3 separate regions of the Homo sapiens genome follow, and all the other regions are linked to region 3. The links are chromatin loops, found by intact Hi-C in ENCODE. Cell type or tissue: mammary epithelial cell. All regions are shown on one strand. Links, peaks and the distances in the headings refer to the core of each region. The heading gives the core; the rest is flanking DNA. Region 1 has its middle 160 kb from the start of PTBP2. Region 2 overlaps LINC01787 (long intergenic non-protein coding RNA 1787). Region 3 has its middle 42 kb from the start of LINC01787.

Region 1 (7,088 bases), core at 1,043-6,042, 140 kb after region 3:
TTGATAACAGCATAGACAGAAACAGAAATCTCTCTTTTTAGCCAGGCTTTGTGGCTTCCACTTGTAATCCCAGTGTTTTGTGAGGCCAGGGAGGGAGGATTGCTTGAGGCCAGGAGTTCAAGACCAGCCTGAGCAACATAGTGAGATCCCATCTCTACGAAAAAAAAAAAAAAAAGAAATCTCTCTTATTTATCTTTATAACCCAGACACTTATAAGTGTCCAGCAAACTGTGTCCCCACTAATCAATAAGTCTTTATGTAAGAAAGTATTGAATGAGTGATACCTTTTAATGAGCTATACTCTTCTAGCTAGGTAATGTTTTTATTATCCCATGAGATCACCAAAATAGATTTTTATTCTGACATAAAATTAATTTGCTGAAATTAATTGGAGGGGGGTAAGAAGACAATTTTCTCTGCTAGTCTTCAGTTGCTTCCATTTATTTATAACTAACACAATTTTCTAGTCCTTTGATGGTAGACAGATAAATACTTAGGCAAATTAAAGCAAAAATCTAGGTTAACAACAGTGCCTCAGAGAAGGGAATTCTCTGCTAATGTAATTTTCCCACCTAGTGAGGGTTAACAGAAGATTCTTTCTGTTTTGATACTTATTGTTGAAAATGTGTATGAAATAAAAGAATTCATTTTCCTTTAGAAGATGTAGTCTTTGAACAACCAGCAAATTTGAGATAGATGAATTTTTCTACAATAACTCTGAATACCACTCCACTCTGTTCAGTCCAGACAATCCCTAAGTCCAGACAATACCTAATACCATATTCAGGTAGAGGAAAATCTCCAGGTAACTCTCCTAAATTATGGCTACACCAAATTCTGATCGTTCCCAATACGGCAAATGCATAGGACTCCACCCCCAACTTCACGTGTGATTCCAGAAACAAATGAATATTCTTTCACAACACCTCCTATAAGAAAGACACTGACTCAACCCCAGCTATTTGTAGAGCAACTTAAGGGAACACATGCCCTTTCTCTGTTTCATGCCATGATCAGAGGAAAACCAATATGCAAACCATCAGTGAAATCTCTAATGATGCAGAGCCACAGTTGAAGGAATCCTGGACCGATGTCTGAGAAATATCTCCAGAATGCTGCGTTTTCTTTCTTCTCAGTCACATTCCTTGAAAACAAGGAAACCAACCAGTCACTTTCTTGGTTGAGGAATCAGCTTATTATCTTTCCTTTATTTATTTATTTCTTTAAAGTTATACCACTTGGGATTTATTTGACTTCTCAGATCTGTGAATTGTATCTTTCACCACTTCTGAACAATGTTAATTATTATTTTCTTTAAATATGACCTCTGCTACCCTTTCTTTCTCTTCTTGTGCTCCATTCTCCATTATTGTTTATCTCTCTCTTTTCTATTTTCTGTCTTTTTATATTTCCTGAATGCATTCTGAATAATTTCTTTTGACCTTCCTTCTAGCTTATTCATTTTCTCTTTAGCTGATTTAAACTGCTGTCAAGCCAATCCATTGAGCTCTTTTATTTACGATAGTGTTATTCCAAGTGTGGTCTTCAGGCCAGCAGCACTAGTATCATCTGAGAGCTTGTTAGAAATGAAAATTCTTAGAACTGACCTCAGAACAACTAAACAGGAGTAGGGCCCATAGGAATCTATGTTTTGACAAGCTATCCAGTTAATTTTTATGCATGCTAATCTAGAAGAAGCAATGATTTACAGTATTATATTTCTAAATTTATAAATTGAATTTGATTCTTTTTAAGATATGCTTTGTAATCTCTTGTTTTCTGTTTTCTAGAATATCTTTGTCTTCTTTAGGCATATTTGTTTTCTGTTTCAATATTTGAAATCTTAGAGGACCTGTTTCTGCTTTATCTAATTTCTGAATATCTCATGCATGATGACATGTTTCCTTTTGTACTTAATGGTTTTTTTTTTTTTTCAATTGAAAAATGCTAAAGCTACTGGTGGATATACTTTGAAGTCTGGGCTGAAAGCGCATTCTCCTCCGGAGATAATCTGCATTTTCTTATGCCAAGTGTGTAGAGATACTTCATGTTTGCAAGTGTTTTGGACCGCTCATGTGGGCTACCAATCCATTTGAGGGCTGGCTAGTGGTTAAAACTTCTCAGAGGCAATTTGTTTTCCCCCTTCATCTGATTAGCTTGATAATGAATGTCCACTCAGTCTCCAATGGCAGGATGAAAAGGAGATATTCCTTCTGATTGCACTGAGGATGTTGCTCCCGGACTTTTTTTATGGGGAGATTGTCTCTTTTTAGGCTTCCTGCCTGTATGAGCCTGAGGCTTAGTCAGCCATTGCCCAGGCCCAGGAGGCAACACAGTTCAAAGCTGAATGTCATCAACTTTAGCAAATGACCTCAAGATAAAAGTGGCATCAATGTTTAAATAACTTTTATTTAGACTTTATTCTAATGAATTATTACTATTTTGTCAGCAATTTCATGCATTTAAGATTTTATGTGTTTTATATACATATATGAATTGTCCATATATTATTCATATATATACATGTATATAAAAGATACACACACACACACACACACACACAGTGGCGTGCTAGAGCTGGCTTATGCTGGATCCTGAGATTGAATTGTTAACATTTCTATCCAAATGTGCATTCAGTGATGTCATCTTTGAACCTTAAAATCAGCTATAGAGAGAGAATTTACACCATAATATTCAACAGCAACAACAACAAATTAAGGCTTTTTTGTTTCTAGAAATCTGATTAAGCGTTTGACCCAAACAGCAATACACATATACAGTCCCATGTTTTCACTTGCATTCTTCAGGAGGATTAGTCTGGCTACCTAATAAATGAAACTCTTTTCTCTCTCTTCTCTCTATTGCAGATTTTGCTTTCCCTAGGGATTCATTGTTTATACTCAAGACACATGCCGATTTGCTTTCGCTTTTTTTTGTTCTTCATACAACCGTGAATAAATGTTCCAAATAATTTAACTTCAGATCAAGACTATCCTTTTGGTGCTCCAATAATTTAACTATAGACCTCAGAAATACCCTGCAAAGTTGTTATTGTTATTTCTCTATTTTATAGATGAAGAAACTGAAGCCCAGAAAGATTATGTAACTTGATGAAGTTTACATACCTAGAAAGGGCTAGAACTGAGCTCCAAATGCAGATCTATCTAATTCTAAAGCCATGCTGCCTCAACTGACTGTATCTTTTCAATTAGTCAAATGGAGTGGTCTCCCAAAATTATTTCCTTCCTTAGTCATCCTTTCCTCCTTTGTAGTCTTTATAATAGCTACCATTTCTTTCCTTCAGTTATAAAAGGATCAGTTCTCAAAATATGTTCATGCAAAATAAAAGGGAAGTGGGGAACTGAACCTTCTTTTTCTGGTGATAAAATATTTCTGGATACTAAGTTATAAAGTAGCTTGATAATTGTTGTGAAATCAGGAATACATTCATTGATCTTTGTCTCTGTTTCTGGCACCAGGTTCCTAAAACTCATGGAATTTCCTAAGTGGTAAGAGAGTCTTTTGTTATTCATAAGGAGTCTCTTTCAATCACACCTAAGTTTATGCTAATGAGGTGACTTAGGGCGGGAATCCTAGGTAGCATCAAGGTGGTGCTAGCCACTAGAAAGACCAAACCATTAGAGAGAAGTGAAACTGCTCCTATAAACTTTACAGAATTAATCAGGGAAGAAGGGAGGGAGAGAAAGAAAACAAACCAAGCTTGCAGCACACTAAGCATTAATCACTAGGCCAGCTGGCTCACTGACCTGCTTCCTCATGGTTGTTTGGTGACTGTTTCATCAGAATCATGTAGACCCTGTCACAGGATCATAGTTCCCCTTGACTGCTCTATTATAACAACCTGAACATTGTGAAACTTTAAGTTTTGCCTTTGCAATATTTTTTCAATCCTGCATACCAGTGAAACTACTGATGCCCGCTGGTCTGAAGAATTCCCCAAGAAGCTGACTCACGAAAAAACGCATTTTCTACATCCAGATGATTTCATCCCCCTTACCTAACTAATCAACAACTCCAATTTTCTAGCCCCTCACCCACCATGGTCCTCTTAAAAGTCCTGGCCCAGAACTCCTCAGGGGGACAGATTTCAGGGTCTCCTCCCATCTCCTCACTCAGCACCATGCAATTATTAAATCCTTTCTCTGCTGCAAAGCCTGCTATCTCAGTGTAATTGGTCTGTTACTGCAGGGGTCATACAAACCTATGGATCCTATAACAATAGGAATTTTCAGACCTACACCTGACCTCCAGGGAAAGGAGGGGCTGAAGATTGAGTGCTATAAAAGCTCTTAAACAAGAAGGTTAGGAGAGCTTCCAGGTTGGTGAACATACTAAGGTGCCCAGAAAGGTCATGAAATCTCTGTACCACTTCTCCTGTCATATTTTGCCTTCTGCCTCACTTTCATTTGGCTGTTCTTGAGTTATATCCTTTATAATAAGCCAGAAAATGTGGATAAAGTATTTTTTCTAGGTTCTGTGACCCATTCTAATAATTATCAAACATGAGGAGAAGGTCATTGGAACCGCCAATTTATAGTCAGTCAATAAGAAGTGCAGGTGGTTCAAGACTTGCAGCTGGCATCTCTAGTAGGGTGGTCTTGTAAGACTGAGCTGCTTCAATTTGTGGGATCTGGAGCTAGCTCTAGGTAGATAGTAACAGAATTGAATTGAATTATTAGACACCCAGTTGATGTTTAAAATATTAGAAGACTAGTTGTTGGTGTCAACAAGCGTCCTAGAATTTTGAATGCTGTATTCTTTTTTTTTCCTTTATCTTTCTTTTTTTTTTTTTTTTTTCTGAGATGGGGTTTCACTCAGTTACCAAAGCTGGAGTGCAGAGGCATGATCATAGCTCACTATTACCTCAAACTCCAGGGCTCAAGGGATCCTCCCACCTCAGCCTCCCAAGTAGACACTACCATGTCTGACTAATTTTTTTTTTTTTTGAAGCAGAGTCTCACTCTGTCGCCCAGGCTGGAGTGCACTGGTGTGATCTCCACTCACTGCAACCTCCGCCTCTCAGGTTCAAGCGATTCTCCTGCCTCAGCCTCCCGAGTAGCTGGGATTACAGGTGCGTGCCACCATGCCTGGCTAATTTTTGTATTTTTAGTAGAGACAGGGTTTCACCATGTTGGTCAGGCTGATCTCAATCTCCTGACCTCGTGATCCACCCACCTTGGCCTCCCAAAGTGCTGGGATTACAGGCATGAGCCACCATGCCCGGCCTGGATGCCGTATTCTTAATGAAGGACTTACCATCAAATAATATGTAAATATGGATAATAATCTTTCTTAAAAGCAAATGTATCAACATAAGAGTTCATAAAAACTTAAAATACTAAAATATTATAAATCTGCAGCATAAATTATTATTGAAGAGACAGCATTATTTAATAAAGCAAATTAACATCTCGTAAAATATCCAATCTTTCTGTTTCATGAATTTAACCTGAAACTAATATTCTGCCATGTAAACATTATTAAACTTTCAGTCTTTGCCTTCTAGGACTTTAGAAGAACTTCAGCTATTGGTAGTATTGGGGCTTAAAAAATGATACATCAAAATATGGTGTCTTGGATGCTGAATGCTTTGAATTAAGGGAAATTAAAAGACCTCAGAAATAAGCCTCAGAACCAAGGTCTTTCTCTGATCTTCCTCCCAAGCCCTGCACCTGTCTCTCTGATCCTCTTTCTTTTCTGATGCACCAGGAAGGACTCTCTCTGGAATTCCCTTATATCACTAGGAAAACCTTTTTCCAAAAGAAATGCAATTGTCTTAAGACCCCCTCCCTAGGAATCTCATCAAATAAACAGGAAAATTTTAACACCAGAAAAGAGAAGACACTGAGAGTCTTCACTGTGCTCAGACACACTTTTTATGTGTTCTTCTGAGACAGCTCAAAAAGATTACCTGGAAAACTTTATCTGCATAATAAGACAACCTTTGTTCACAGTGAAGTTTCACTCCTCACCTTCCCACCACTTCCCCCAAAGCTCAGAGGAACTTTGTCCCAGGCCACTGTTCTTTAAGCTCATTCATTTCCCGGCAAAATTATTTACTTCTACACTTCGATCTCCCCTTGCCCTATAAAGAAGTGCATATAAGCATCTGAACATCATTGGATTAAGGAGTAATCATACTCTTGTGATTCCCTTGTGCTTATGCACATAAAATAAATTCATATGCCTTTTTCTCCTATTAATTTGTCTATTATCAGTCATTTCTGTGAACAATCAGAGAGGTGAAAATGGAGGCTTGGTTTTCGCCCCCACTGTAGAAGTCTCTGAGTCCATCATAGATTAGATAAGTGTGGTAATAGGATAACTCAAAGAATCTGAACGTTGCTTTTACTTAAACATTTATTTTAATCATTGGTACTATAACCCTATAGCTTCTTTTTATTATCAATGCAGAGCATGTCAGATCTGTCCCGTTCTTTTGTGAGCTTCACATGCAAAGTAGTATTATTATCCTGATGCTATTAAAAATATATACTCTGAGTTTCAAACAATCAACTGAGAGATGAGCTTTGGAACATACCAATATTGAGCTGCCAATATTGAGATAAAGAAGGAAGAAGCAGTTTATCCAAATGCATACTGAAATCACTCGTGTATGAGTGTCTTGGCTTGAAAATTATCCCCACCTGTTTTTTTAAAGATAATAGACTCTGGTTAACAGGAATTACTGCTGAACTGAAATTTTACTATACTTTGAAATACTGCAACTGGAGCTAATATTTTTAAAAACTATGCTAAGATCACACATTTTTTCTCTCCTTAGACTCTTAAAGGATATTATTTCCCTACCCATGTTTTAATATTTGACCTTTGCTAGGTGATAAATCAATCTAACGATCTTGGGACTGTCAATTGAGTCTGGACTTGCATTTACTTGAATACTCTTCAAATCTCTTTTTAGTTTATAAGTATTTCTGCTAAGAATAAAACATCCTTTTGGTTCTTTAATTGAAGTTTTTACCTGGATTCACATTTTTTTTTTCAAAATTTTGTTTAACTTCTATCATCTTTGGAATTCAAGAGAATTATTTGTATCTCTACTAATC
Region 2 (7,088 bases), core at 1,170-6,169, 110 kb before region 3:
TGAGGCTAATGAAATGGCCTAGATGAGCTTACTGTGAAGAATAGGAGTCAAGCTCCAATTGTGCTACTGTATCTCCAAATTCATATTATGGAGAGGCTTATTATTGCAGGGTGTCATTCTACATGACTACTCAAACATTCTTAAAATTTGCAAGATACATTTAGCCCTGGAATATCACAATTCTGACTCTTCTTTACATCATGAATACTGCCAAATTTACCAGTTTTATAGTAAAAAAAAATGTATTTTTCAAAAGCCCATGAGATGTAAAAGTTGCTTACAGTAACTTCACAATAATTCTAAGGCCAAAAACTTTGCAGTAATTCTAAGAAATATATTTGTATTTATAAAATATCATCGCTTTTTAATGAATAGTTTTGGTTTTTAACCAAATCAGTTTTATTTGAAACTAGGTCACATTCATTAAACAGATACTTGTTAATTCTTGATATTTGCAGTCCAAAGGCAACCACAAGAATTTAAAATGATTCTTGCTCCTATTCATGTTTCCAAGGAGAGGGACTGCTTCTAGATTAACATTCCTGGTATCTTGTCTCATTTTCTTACTCATTGTTTCTTATGAAATAAAAGTGAAATTACTGACTCTTGTGTCCACATTGAATGATTGGGAAATCTATTAAAAAATGACCAAGGATTTATTTCTATGTTTTCTTCCATCTCCAACCCTGACCGATGTAACTCAGCAATGAGTGTGTCACCTCTTCCATTCCACACGTTCCTTTAGGTGAGTGTCTAGACCACCAAGGACTGAGAGTGCTGCAGGACCATTGAACTACCGCGGGCCCATTACTGCCAATCAAATGTTTACCAATGATAAAGGTGTAAATTTTATCTCATTTTTGGTCAGTTATTTCTCATTGTTTTCAAAACTAGAATACAGGAGAGAAGATGGTTATTCATTGACTCTCTAAAACCCCAAGAATTCTTTTCAAAATGTTTGTGCCTGTTGATGTGGTGACTGACTTCCCACCAAGCCGCCTGACGACCCCACAAAACGTATGATGCACTGATCACAGGGCACTTCAGAAAAGGCAAATGTGTTTTCTGTATTTGCAATCAAGCCAATGTGTATGCATATTTTGATCCTGAGTGAACTTTTTAAAATACTTTATTTTATTTTATTATTTTATAAGTTCCAGGATGCACGTGCAGGATATGCAGGTTTGTTACAGAGGTAAACATGTGCCGCGGTGTTTTGCTGCACCTATCAATAGCTAATGCATGCATTCGCTCTTTATCCTGATGCTCTCCCTCCCCCAAACTCCCATGACAGGCCCCAGTGTGTTGTTCACCTCCCTGTGTCCATGTGTTCTCATTGTTCAGCTCCCACTTTTAAGTGAGAACATGCAGTATTTGGTTTTGTGTGCCTCTGTTAGTTTGCTGAGGATAATGGCTTCCAGCTCCATCCATGTCCCTGCAAAGGACATGATCTTGTTCCATTTTATGAACCTGAGTGAACTTTTTTACTTAAATCAATAATATTCTTCATTCATATCTTTTAATGTACAGCTTATTTTTAAAACTTGAGTCGTCAGAAGTCTCTAATTAAAAAAAAATATATTGCCTCAAGAAACTGCTCAGTATCTCCAAAAATATTCATAATAAAACCCTGAACTGAGTTTTTTTGTATCTTACACATTATATTAAAAGACATTGCCTGACCATCAAGAGGTTTCTCTTTTTTTGTTTTTTGCAATTTCTTTTTTTGAGGTGTTGTCTCGCTCTGTTGCGCAGGTTGGAGTGCAGTGGCACGATCTTGGCTGACTGCAACCTCCGCCTCCCAGGTTCAAGCAATTCTCCTGCCTCAGCCTCCTAAGTAGCTGGAATTACAGGCGCCCGCCACCACAACCGGCTAATTTTTTTGTATTTTTAGTAGAGACAAGGTTTCGCCATATTGGCCAGGCTGGTCTCAAACTCCTGACCTCAGGTGATCCGCCTGCCTCAGCATCCCAAAGTGCTGGGATTACAGGGGTGAGCCACTGCACCCGGACTTTTTGCATTTTAAAGGGTCATTTTTTGTCTATAACACATTTATTCAACCTGACAAGAAAAAGGGGAAGAGAAAAAACACACCACGAGTTCCTCAAAAGCGGTCCACTGCTGAAATGTAGGAATTTCTCCCACCTCTTAAAAACAGTCTTTTCCTCTCACTATACCCTGGGCAATCTCATCTGCTTCATGACTTTGTACTTCATCCCTGTGTTTCTGACTTGTACCATTTGTACATCCTGTCTTGCCCACAACGTTAACATATTTGCTCTATCCTATAATATATAAAACATAATTTCAGAATTGCTACATCCATACCGCTTAGCAAAACAAACCTTGTCATAAAAGTCAGGAATTTCTTTGCATTTTTTTAGTCCTTAGAATATATCCCTCTGAGGCTGTATAGTCAGAATACAGCATTCCAAAATTACCTGGATTAATTCTTTTTTTCTTTTTTGTAGTTTTTTTTAGTGAGCTACAAAGTTCAGTTTATTTGTTTCTGCTTATCTCCAGTTTGAAGTTTCTTTTCTTCATCTTTGTTGATTTAATTTTCTAAAATTTGTTTTAAAAAAAGCATAGTTCACAATGAAAACTATATCAAATATATATGCAAAAAAAATCACACTCACATCTATACCCCTTCCACCTAACTCACAACCCTGTAGGTAATCAATTTTATTACTTTCTAGTTCGTTATTCCTGTATTTGTTTCAGTGAAATTAAACAAGTATAGACATACATATTCTAATTTCCTCTTGCTTCTTAGAAGAAAGGTAGCATATTGTAGGTTTTTCATTTGCATCTTGCTTTTTTCGTATAACAATGCATCCTAGAAATCACTCACATTAAAGAGATTTTTAATGTCAAATTAAATCTCTTTAATGTCATATTAAAGAGATTTTTTTATCATTGCTTGTACTGATTATTTTACTAATTAATATTTGGCAGCTACATAGTACTCCAATGTGTGAATGTGCCAGAGCGTATTTGACTTTCTATATGGTATTTAGGTTGCTTCCAATTTTTACTTGCGAGTAATCTTGTACCAAATTTTTTTTTTTTGTATCTTCAGACTAAAATCCTAGAAGTGGGATTGCTGAGTCATGTGGCAAAGAATATATAATTTCCATATATATTACCAAGTTTACCTTTACTGTGGCTGTACCATTTTGCACCCCCACTAGGAGAGTGCCCATTCCCCCACCTCTGTTGAACAGCCTGTGGCCAATCTTCTGGCCAGTAATTTGACAGTTAAAAATAATACATCAGTGTACTTTTATCATTTTTTCTCTTATTATGAGTAACATTAAGCATTTCTTTTATATATTAAAAAGCTATTTGTGTATCATTTATTATAAACATTTCATGATTTTGTCCATTTTTCTTTTTTGTTATTGTTGTTGTCAGTTTTTAAGAGTTCTATATATATTGTCAGTTCTTCCTTTATGGTTGGTTTCTTTTCTCCTAGCCCTAGTCATAAAGATGGTATCTTATGTAAACCTCTGCTGATACTGTCCAACAGAACTTTCTACAGTGATGGACATGTTCCATATCTTTGTTGCTCAATGCAGTGGCTGCTAGCCACAGGATTGTGGCAAAAGCTAGCTATTGCACAATTGAAATGTGACTAATACAACTAAGGAACTGAATTTTTAATTGTTTTTAATTTTAATTAATTGAAATGTAAATTTAAATACCCATGTGACTAATGGCTACCTTATTGACTAGCGCAGCTTTATATAGATACTTTAATTTTTTTATCTTTTGAATTTAAATCTATATGAGGAATTTATTTATAATTGGGAAGTGGCTGGCAGTTTTATTTTTTTAATATGGACACTAAATTTATCCAGCACCATGTATTGAAAAGATTCTGTTCTGCAGGGTTATGTGTAATAAATCAAGTGACCATGTAGTTTCGTTTCTAAATTGTTCTGATCCACTAATCTGTTTTTCAGTCCTTAATTTCAATAACACTTGTGTAATCTCAGTGGGCTTATAATGTTCATATGTGGTAATATGTTTTGCGACTTTATCATCTTAGAGAGGCTAGTTTGAGTCCTTTAATTTTCCTTGTAATTTCTAGAATAATAATTTTACTTTACACAATTGGGGAATTTTAGTCTATATATCAATGTACAGAGAATTGACATCTTAAAATATTGGATCTTTCAATCTCTAAACATGGTATATCCTTTCCCAGTAATAGCAACATTAACTGTGATCACTTGGTTAAACTGGGGTCTCCCAAGCTTTTCCACTGTAGACTTAACAATTTCTTGATTTTTTTATATTAAATGAAATTTGCATTTCTACAAAATGTTCAACATGGTGGTGATATATTATCCTTTATATACATTGTTGAGTTTGGAATGCTAATATCACTTTAAGATATTTAATCAATGTTCATAACAAAGATTGACCAGTAACATGTTTTTATCAAGTTTTGTATCATGTTATGCTGGCCTTAAAGATTAGTTGAAAATTGTTTTTCCTTTTGCACATTTTGAAAACAAATTACAGATATGATTCTCATTTATTTTATCTAAATTTTTAATTTTGAGGAAAAAAGGTGTTCATGATAGTCATTGAATATCTTTTAATGTTTCTAGGCTCTATCGTTATACCCCTTCTTTTATTACTTAGTATTGGTAATTTGTACCTTTTTGCTCCACTGTCTTGGTTAGTCTTCATATGTATTTATCAAATTTTGGCTTTTGAAATGAACAACTTCTGATTTTGCTGATTTTCTCTATTGTGTGCTTGTTTTCTATTTTATTAAATTTGATTCCTTATTATTTTCTTCATTCCGCCTTATTTAGGTTTAAACTTATGCTCTTTTGCTAACATCTTCAAATGGATACACACAGGTCATCAATTTTCAGGTTTTTATCTTTAAATATATAATTTGCAGGCTATAAAATTTGCAAATATATAATTTATATATTTAATATTTTATATTAATTATATTTAATATAATTATATTTAATATTTTATATATTATATATTATATTTAATATTTTATATTAAAATAAAATTTGCAAATTATATAAAATATATAATTTGCAGGCTATAAAATGGCTGTAACGCCATACCACAAATTTTATATATTCTTTTTTGGTTATATTTTGCTTCAAAATATTTTTTATTATTTTATTGATTCTTTAAAAAATTATGGATTATTTAATTTTCATACTTTAGGGGGTTAACCGTCACTAATTTCAAATTTAATTCCATAGTAGTAAAAAAACACACTTTGTATTATTTCAATTATTTGATATATGTTGAGATTTGCCTCATGTACATATATAGTCCAGGATATAAACATTTTGAGAAATATTGCATGTGTACTCCTGTATATTGTACAGTTGAATGCAGTGCTCTATATGATCGATTAGGCCAATGCTTATTAATCTTACTTTTTGAGTATTCTATATTTTTACTGATTTTTTTACGTGCCTTATCCTACGACTTTTTGTGAATTTTGTGTTAAAAATCTTTCACCGTATTTGCGTACTTATTTATTCATTAATTTTTTTCAGTTTTGATTTCTAAGGTATGTAATTAGCTGCATAAAAATTTTAAATTTTAAATTGATCTTTTTATCATTACAAAATGTCCCGTCTTTACCTCTAATATACTTCCTGTCTTAAAGTCTACTATTTCTTATCTTAGCATAACTACATGTTTATTTTGATTATCCTTTGAATGTTATACCTTTTTTCTTTTATTTGACTTTACAATTTTTGTGTAGTTATTTAAGTTTTTATCTCTTTTAAAAACCACTGTATATAATTGGCAGTGGTTTTTATTCTGAAAATCTTGACTATTAATTGGATAATTTAATAGAAATTTAATAACTATTATTAATTTAAGTAATTACTGATACATTTGGATTTAAATCAACCATCTTAATGCTTTATTTTATTTCTTCCACTTGGTCTAGACTTCTCTCCTTTTCGTTTTTTGGGTTTATCGAGTATTTTTTTGTTATCATATTTTCTCTATTAAGTTTTAAGTTATATTAATTCACTTTTAAAATTTTTTTTATTTGTCCTTTTGGTGGCTCTCCTGTAGATCTCTCACTTCTAAATCTCATATAAATTAGCATCCCTAGGTAAGGCAAGGATGTTACAACACTTCAGTTACCCCTTTTCCATTTGTTATTTTGTCATGTGTTTTGATTAAATGTCACAATACATTATTATTATTGTTGTCGTTTTATATATATTTTGTTTTTGTTTATAAGGAAATCTCTCTACTCTCATTTTTGAAGAATATTTACTCTGAGAATTCTACTATAACAACTATTTTTTTTCAGCATTTTAAAGATGCCATGTCAGTCTTTTCTAACTGCTATTGTCTTTGTTGAGAAGCAAGTTAATAATTATAAAATTGTTTCTTTGAAAGTAATTTATCTTTTTCTTAGATGTTTCTAAGATTTTGCTCTTTGTCATTAGTTTTCATTAACTTTACCATAATGTGCCTGAAAATGATTTCTTTGTTCTCATTCTGATTGGGCTTTATAGTGTTTCTTGAATATGTGGCTTAATGTCTTTAATCAGTTTTGGGTAATTTTTGCCCTTTATTCGGTCTCTTTTGCAGTCCTGAGAGTCTGTCACATATATGTATTTTCTATGTATTATACAAGTCATATTATCCTTTTTGTGTTTGCCATCCTATTTTGTATTTTTTTTTTACTAACATCTTTCAAAATCACTAATCCTCTGTCTTGCAACTCTCTGATAGCCAGTTAGTGTAAAAGTCAGTCACTTTAATACAATTAGATATTAAGCTATTTATAACTGGTTTTAGGCCTGGTCTTCTAATTTGCTATTATTTCTAGTATATGCTATTTTAGGAGAGTTAGAGAAATACCTAGAAAGTTTATTGTGGTTTTCCCCCTTGCTGGGCTTTGAACTTCATTTAAAAATCTCCAAACAGCACTGAAATTCTCTGCCTCTTAGCATCCATCTGCCTTCTTTTAGCTTCTGAGCCTTTCTACCCACATTGCATATGCACTAACTAATGACTCAAAGGGAAAAGCTGCCAAGAAAAATACTCTTAGCAAATTTTCC
Region 3 (7,088 bases), core at 1,082-6,081:
ACATCTCATATATTATATACATGTTATTTATCCCATGGCATCCAGTGAGACTTCTCTAATCACATTCTTGTTTTTTTTATTTCTGAGAATTTCACTAGAAGCCCAGGCTCTCCTGCTTCAATTAGCACCTTCCCGGTGTTTCTATAGTTTTAGGTGATTTTTCAAGCCTTTGCTTAGTGGCTTTCATCAGGAGACATCTGCTAAGCCTTAGCTTCAGGGAATGAAATACTTTGCCATACTGAGAAGTGTCCCTTCCAACAACTCAGGGGCTAGAATCAATGCAAGAAAACTCTCTCACGTCGCTCTTCAAAACCTGAAGAAATCCTTCAGGGCGATAACACAGGCATCAGTAGGTGCTGAGGGGTGTTTGGCTGTTTACCCTCAAAGTTGCGATCTCCACTTGACTTACTCATTATTATGGGTCCTAGAGAAGTTGAGGGGGGTGTGGCTAGAGTCGCCTCAGGTGTCTGAAGGGCAAATATATGCTATCACCTGCTTTTGCTGAAAATGTAAAGATTATGTTATCTTCTGTGGCTAGACTCATATTTCACTCTCACAATCATCTAGTGATGGGAGAGGCATGGGAAATACGGCTCGCATAAAGCCTTGGAGGGAGGCTGCCAAATGTGTGGGAAGGGGCAGTTGAAAGCACAAAGATCTTGGAGAGGGCACGAAGTTAGGGTAAAACTTGTTCATGCCACTCACTCATGCTGTGGCTGTATTTGTACCTAGAGTTGAAACAGCTCCAGAATTTCTTATTCGGAAGGGCTTCACAGCAGCTATCTGCAGAAAGTGGATGGAGAGATGGACTTGAGCTAAAACCGCAGTGGATAACAAGCCTAATGTTTTCACTTGTTTTTATGTTTATTTTTTTACTTATGTTAAATGACTTGATATATTATCCTAGAAGCACACAATTGTTATTAAGATTGGGTATTTATTTGGGGGTATAAGGCACCTGAGAGATTGTAGGAAAGATAAAAACCGTTACCCAGCCACACTGGCATATCCACTAGGCAGTATGGCTTGCAGAAGCATAGATCAGAGCAGAGCTGGCAGCAAGAGCTGCCACTTCTGAGGCAGCTGCCAGGTCACTGCACCTGCCAGGTGCAGGTAACTTGTTCTTCAAATGGAAATTTTCATCCTCAAGTGTAGAGTCGCCATAATGTCCCTTGATGTCATATCTAGAACAATACAGTTGAACCCTCAAAAGAGAGCAGAAAAAACAGATGGAGTGACCACATTTCCTGAAGTTGCTTCAACTAGATGAAGTGTATCTGTGATTACAGCTCTCACAGTGTCCACATACACCAAAAAATTATTTTCTATATAATTCTCAGCTTTAATTAGCTTTAATGCAGCATACTAATTTACATATCAAATTTATATATCAGCTGTTTTTACTTCTCCTATTTAGCAGATTATAATTCACTACATCAGAGATCAGCAGCTACTTCCCATCAGTTGATTGGCTCATGTTCAAAAATAGCTGATGTCATAATCCCTAAAATGAAAAGGAAGACTGTCAGTGTCTTAGGCTGGATTCCCCAAAAGCAGATCTAGCGATAAGGATCTGAGCACAAGTAGTTCATTTGGGTGGTAATCTTAGGAAGCCCCAGTAGAGAAACAGGGAACTAAAACGTAGAAGGGAAGGGAGACCATGACATGTGCATTATAGCTGGCTGCAGTTGAGGCTCAGCCCCACTAGGCACTGCGAGAGACAACGTAGAGCATGCCTCAGAGTTATCCACTGCTGAGGGACAAGGAGGCTGCGTTTTTAATCCCCTAACCCTCATCTGTCATGGGCTACAGCCTGCCCTCAGTGGCACTTCAGACCTGTCAAGATAAAACGCCTAGGAGGAGCATAGCAGTATCTTGCAGTAGACACCATTGATGTGTAATGGAACAGTGGGAGTTGAAAGAATATGGGCAGGCCACAACAGCATCTGCCATAGTAAGTGTCTCAGAATGGTCCAGCTGTTGTCAGCCCAATAACCCCAGAAGTGCAGCCTAGAGGAGAGCGGGTTAAGCAGCATTTAAAACTTCTGGGCCGCAGTTGCTGCTTCCCCTTAATCTGACCAGATAGCTATTTCTATAAAATTCCTGTATAACCTCTTGATGCTAAAGATTAAAAAAAGAAAAAAAAAACTAAAAACAAGATGTTAATTGGCTTCAACTATGTGTGTCCAATCTCATTTTTCTCACTGACAGTTTGGGGTGGGATGGGGCACACGTTATACCTGGGTACCTGAGAATGGGCTCTAGGGGGGAAGCAGGCCAATGGGAAATCCTCATCCAAAAATGGAGCTTAGAGTTCACAAGCCCAAGCCAGAAGGGTACACATGCCTTAAAGCCCAACTGTACACAAAATCAAAAGCTAAGGAGGTCAGTTAAGAAGTAAGGGCTGGGCGCAGTGGCTCACCCCTGTAATCCCAGCACTTTGGGAGGCCAAGGTGGGCGGATCACGAGGTCAGGAGATCCAGACCATCCTGGCTAACATGGTGAAACCCCATCTCTACTAAAAATACAAAAAATTAGCCAGGCATGGTGGTAGGCACCTGTAGTCCCAGCTACTCTGGAGGCTGAGGCAGGAGAATGGCCTGAACCCAGGAGGTGGAGCTTGCAGTGAGCCGAGATCGCACCACTGCACTCCAGCCTGGGCAACAGAGCGAAACTCTGTCTCAAAAAAAAAAAAAATAGAAGAAGAAGAAGAAGTAAGGTCATGGCCGGGCGCGGTGGCTCACAGCTGTAATCCCAGCACTTTGGGAGGCCAGGGCGGGCGGGTCACGTGGTCAGCAGTTCAAGACCAGCCTGACCAACATGGTGAAACCCTGTCTCTACTAAAAATAGAAAAATTAGCTGGGCTTAGTGGCGGGTGCCCGTAATCCCAGCTACTCGGGAGGCTGAGGCAGAAGAGTCGCTTGAACCCAGGAGGCGGAGGCTACAGTGAGCTGAGATCTTGCCATTGCACTCTAGCCTGGGTGACAAGAGCAAGACTCCGGGAAAAAAAAAAAAAGAAAAAAAGAAAAAAAAGAAGTAAGGTCACCAAAGCCAATAGGCCTAAAGGCAGACCTAAAACTAGCTGCCTCAATCAAAGTAAAGTTAGATGCCACAACAAATAAACCCCTAATTCTCAGTGGTGTAACGTGAGAACTATTTCTCCTTCATGTAAAATCCACTACTCTTCCCACATATGACTCATGTTCCTTCTGTCTGTGGCTTCATCACTTACAAGTGGCTTGGATCTGCTGGATCCTCTAATTCTGGCTGACAGATCGGAAAAATAGAGGGTGAAAGACTAAGTGTGAAAGTATTACATGACAGGTCTGGAAATGGCACGCATTTCTTTGGCCTGGAAACCACTGGCAACAACTTAGTCACACTTCCCTCACGTAAATGCAGGGGGACTGGGAAACATAGATCCTGATTTAGAAGGAACTTCCTAGGAAAATCTCTGTACTGCGGAAGGGGAGCATGCTCTGGTAGAGAGTTAGTCATCTCTACCGCACAAGCCAAATCTAAACAGCTCAATAAGACAGGCATTACTGGAAGTGGAGCTCAGCAAGCTTGGACAAAATAAACCATGTGCCAATTCTTAAGCCAGCCAGAGACCAGATGCCTCTGGCATAGACATCCCTGCCAGTTAGGGCAAGATCCAGTTGATTAAGATACCGGAGTGGAATGAGCAATATGGGAAAACTGATCAATCAGAGAAAAAAAATCCCAGCATGAAAGCCACGATTTTTCCCCCTCCATTCCTCTCATCCAGAGATGGGCTGCCTGGCACAAAATTCAATCCGAATTTGAATTCTACTTAATATCAGCAATAGAATTTTTCATTGGCCTTGTTCTGCATTCAGTGATAAAAGCAGCACACAATTATTTTCGATTGGACCAATGAGATTGTGCTGAGAAGTCTCTGAAGACTGTCTGCTGAGTGCCAGTTGTTAATGAATCCCATTTGTCTTTCTTGATTAAGTCTGCTATTACCCCCGTTTAGTCCTGTCACCAACCCTTTAGCAAGAATTTTCATATCACTGTTTAGATGAGAAATTAGCCTATAAGAGCAGCACTCATCAATCAGGAGACAGTTTATTTAATACAGTTTACAGTTTATGAGTTCAAAAACTGTAGCCTCATACATTAGAAATGGATCCCTGTCCTAGACAGACAATCAGGGGGTTCAGTTCACTTGACAGGCATGGAGAAATGACTTTGAATGTGAGATATGCACTTAGAGAAGGGCTGCAGTATCACACGCCTGCAGCAGAGTATCAGGAGGCTTTCACTTCTGATTAGGAAATCCCCTTTGGTTTAAGCAAGTGCTTCATTTTAATACTTAACCATGCCTCCCTACAACACTGTGACCAGAAAATTCAAAATGAAATTTTAGAATAGAATCACTTCTTTGTGATACCAAATCTTTATTCTGGATTGCTATATCATTAAAACAGTTCGTGAAGAATATTTATCTGCTTCTTGAAATCATAAAGAGCAAGATATCCATGAAAATCTTCCTTTTGCAAAGAGTAGTGAGTGGCATTTCCTTTCAGTCACCAAAAGTAAAAAATTGCAGGAAAAAAGCCCCAGATCTTTGGCATTAACTGTATAGCTACATGACCATACAAAATGGATGATTTTGGCCCCCAGGAGAATTTTAGGAAGCCCAAATTGGCAGAATTTGTTGGTTATTTGATTGTATCAAAGACTGTGGCTGTTTTAAGTATTCTATTTCACATTATAAAGTATTGAACAAGCTAGATTTATGGAATTGCTTTCCATAATATTATTTCATTTGGGGCTATCATTTTAAATTCATTTTACCTATGACTCACTTTATTTTCCAAATCAATACTTTACCAACACAGTGTCATTTGTATATATGGTTAAGCTTAGAGAGGCCATAATTAGCAGACATTTACTAGTCACCCTCAACTCTGGCCCCCAGTTGGCCTTAAATCATAAATATTTTTTCTCAACTTTTTCATTTCAGAGGGTACATGTACATGTTTGCTACATGGATAAATTGCATGTCACTGAAGTTTGTAATACAAATGATCCCGTCACCCAGGTAGCGAGCATAGTACCTGATAGGTGGTTTTTTGATCCTTGCTCCTCTCTCTGCCTTCCCCGCTAGAAGGCTCCAGCATTGTTTCCATCTTTATGTCCGTGTGTATTCACTGTTGATCTCCCGCTTATAAGGGAGAACATGCAGCATTTGGTTTTCTATTCCTGCATTAAATTTTAAATCTAAGGCCGGGCACTGTAATCCCAGCACTTTGGGAGGCCGAGGTGGGCGGATCACGAGGTTAGGAGTTCGAGAACAGCCTGGCCAACATGGTGAAACCTTGTCTCTACTAAAGATACAAAAAATTAGCCGGGCGTGGTGGTGTGTGCCTGTAGTCCCAGCTACTCGGGAGGCTGAGGCAGGAGAATCGTTTGAACCTGGGAGGCAGAGGTTGCAATGAATCATGCCATTGCACTCCAGCCTAGGCAACAGGGTGAGACTCCGTCTCAAAAAAAAAGGCAGTATAATTTTCTTTTCAGACCAATATCTTTTATTTCTAGACTGAGGTATGTTACGCCAAAGTGTTGCGTTTCTGTTGTTGGTGAAGAATTATTTCAGTCTCAATGACTACAGAAATAATTGTTGGCTTTGCAAAATGACCCACCTCCTGGGATGACTTTAAATGAAAAGACTGTTCAAAATTCAATTACACAGTCATGTTTACCAGTGAAAATATTCCTGTTCATCCTCATGATTATAGCAATGGTCATACCTGTTTATCCATTCTAACAGAAGACTGGTTCCCAGCGCTCTCCGTCCAATCAGTTTGTCTTAGCATTATTAGCATGCTTTCCAGCTGCAAAGAAAAGAGACGACCACCAGATAATTCTTTTTATGTGCGAACACGTAACAAGAATCCAAAGAAAACAAAATGGTGGTATCATGAAGACGCTTGTTGATGCCACTGTTATGATCCTCCTACAGAAGATAGTCCTATTGAGAAAATGAGCACTTTGATCATTCAGTCTTTGACTGGAAGTGACCTATAGGCAATGAAGACTACATCCTTTTACTGCATTTTTACTTGTGTGCATTCTGGGCACATTTTGATCGCTGATTCAGTCCAGGCAACTGACATGCTTTTATTAGTCATACAGTATTAATCCAGGTGTCAGGGAATGTCAAATATAATTCCATTTTTATTTTTATTTTTTAAGCTTTTGGAAAAGCTCCAGGTCCTCACGTATTGTGCAATAACAATGACTTCCTTGGCGGTTTTGGTACGTTTATTGCCGGCAATGGACGTTGTAACAGGAACAATTTTCATTAACTCCTGCCACTCAAGGATTAATGCATGATAGGGCCTATGAAATGAACTTATCAGTTACAGTGGGAATATAAATAAAGTGAGGGATCCAACATTACTCTAAAAGCCTCCCCAACTGTTTATATTTGGATTCTGTGCACTGTGATCCTAAGGTTAACAGCATGAATAATCATGCATCTTTAAAGGACTGTAATGAAAGATCACTGCTTATTTATTTAATAGTTTATATCTGCTGTCAAGTTGACATGGAAGATTTTCAAGTAACACTGGCAGAGAGGTACACTATGTTATCCCTATGGTGAAAATAAATTCATTTGTTGTATATAGTTCCTCAATCTCTGAAGTAAAGGTATGAGTAATATAGGGTATGAATGGTTTAATCAAGGCTTTATTTTGGAAGTAAGAAAAATGGCAGTGATGATAAATTAGTGCAGTCCATAATTTGGCCTTGTTATTTGTACATTAAAGATTTTTTTCCAAGTAGGTTACACTTTGTTAACTTCCTGCTAGCCGTCAGCATGAGCCCTACTGCCTAAACACTATTTCATTTATTTATGTTTGGAAAATGCATAAACATTTTTGTTTGCAATCTTGTTTCTTTTGTTATAAGTCAAGTTTGAATGTTAAAATACTTTTATTGAAAAACTTTTGTTAAGTTTTGTCTTGTAAACTTTCTTTACTTGTAAGTATCATCTTATCCTTTAATCCTGTACCCAAAAATAAGAAATACATTTTTGACAGAGGCTTAATGTT

What was found. A loop is a pair of places that touch in the nucleus more often than their neighbours do. Peaks named below come from ENCODE experiments on the same cell type or tissue, not always from the same donor. Only the 100,000 strongest peaks of a DNase experiment are listed, where the experiment ranks them.
Region 1: it touches region 3 in a loop (12-fold over the local background); 3 of 110 quality-filtered maps call a loop at or near these places.
Region 2: a loop joins it to region 3, with 3 times the contacts of the local background. A loop is called at or near these places in 2 of 110 quality-filtered maps.

Annotation. Positions count from the first base shown.
Region 1 is chr1:96,556,534-96,563,621 of GRCh38, forward strand. No RefSeq gene overlaps it. Among named protein-coding and RNA genes, the nearest start is that of PTBP2, 160 kb to the right of the region's middle. In mammary epithelial cell, for the core only: no CTCF peak of the experiment used is centred there; a DNase peak (open chromatin) is centred at 3,758; H3K4me3 peaks cover 171 bases; H3K27ac peaks cover 1,836 bases.
Region 2 is chr1:96,306,402-96,313,489 of GRCh38, forward strand. The region is part of intron 3 of LINC01787 (long intergenic non-protein coding RNA 1787); the gene reads right to left. Among named protein-coding and RNA genes, the nearest start is that of LINC01787, 64 kb to the right of the region's middle. In mammary epithelial cell, for the core only: no CTCF peak of the experiment used is centred there; a DNase peak (open chromatin) is centred at 3,560; H3K27ac peaks cover 638 bases.
Region 3 is chr1:96,412,959-96,420,046 of GRCh38, forward strand. It overlaps the pseudogene UBE2WP1. Among named protein-coding and RNA genes, the nearest start is that of LINC01787, 42 kb to the left of the region's middle. In mammary epithelial cell, for the core only: no CTCF peak of the experiment used is centred there; a DNase peak (open chromatin) is centred at 3,393; H3K27ac peaks cover 1,686 bases.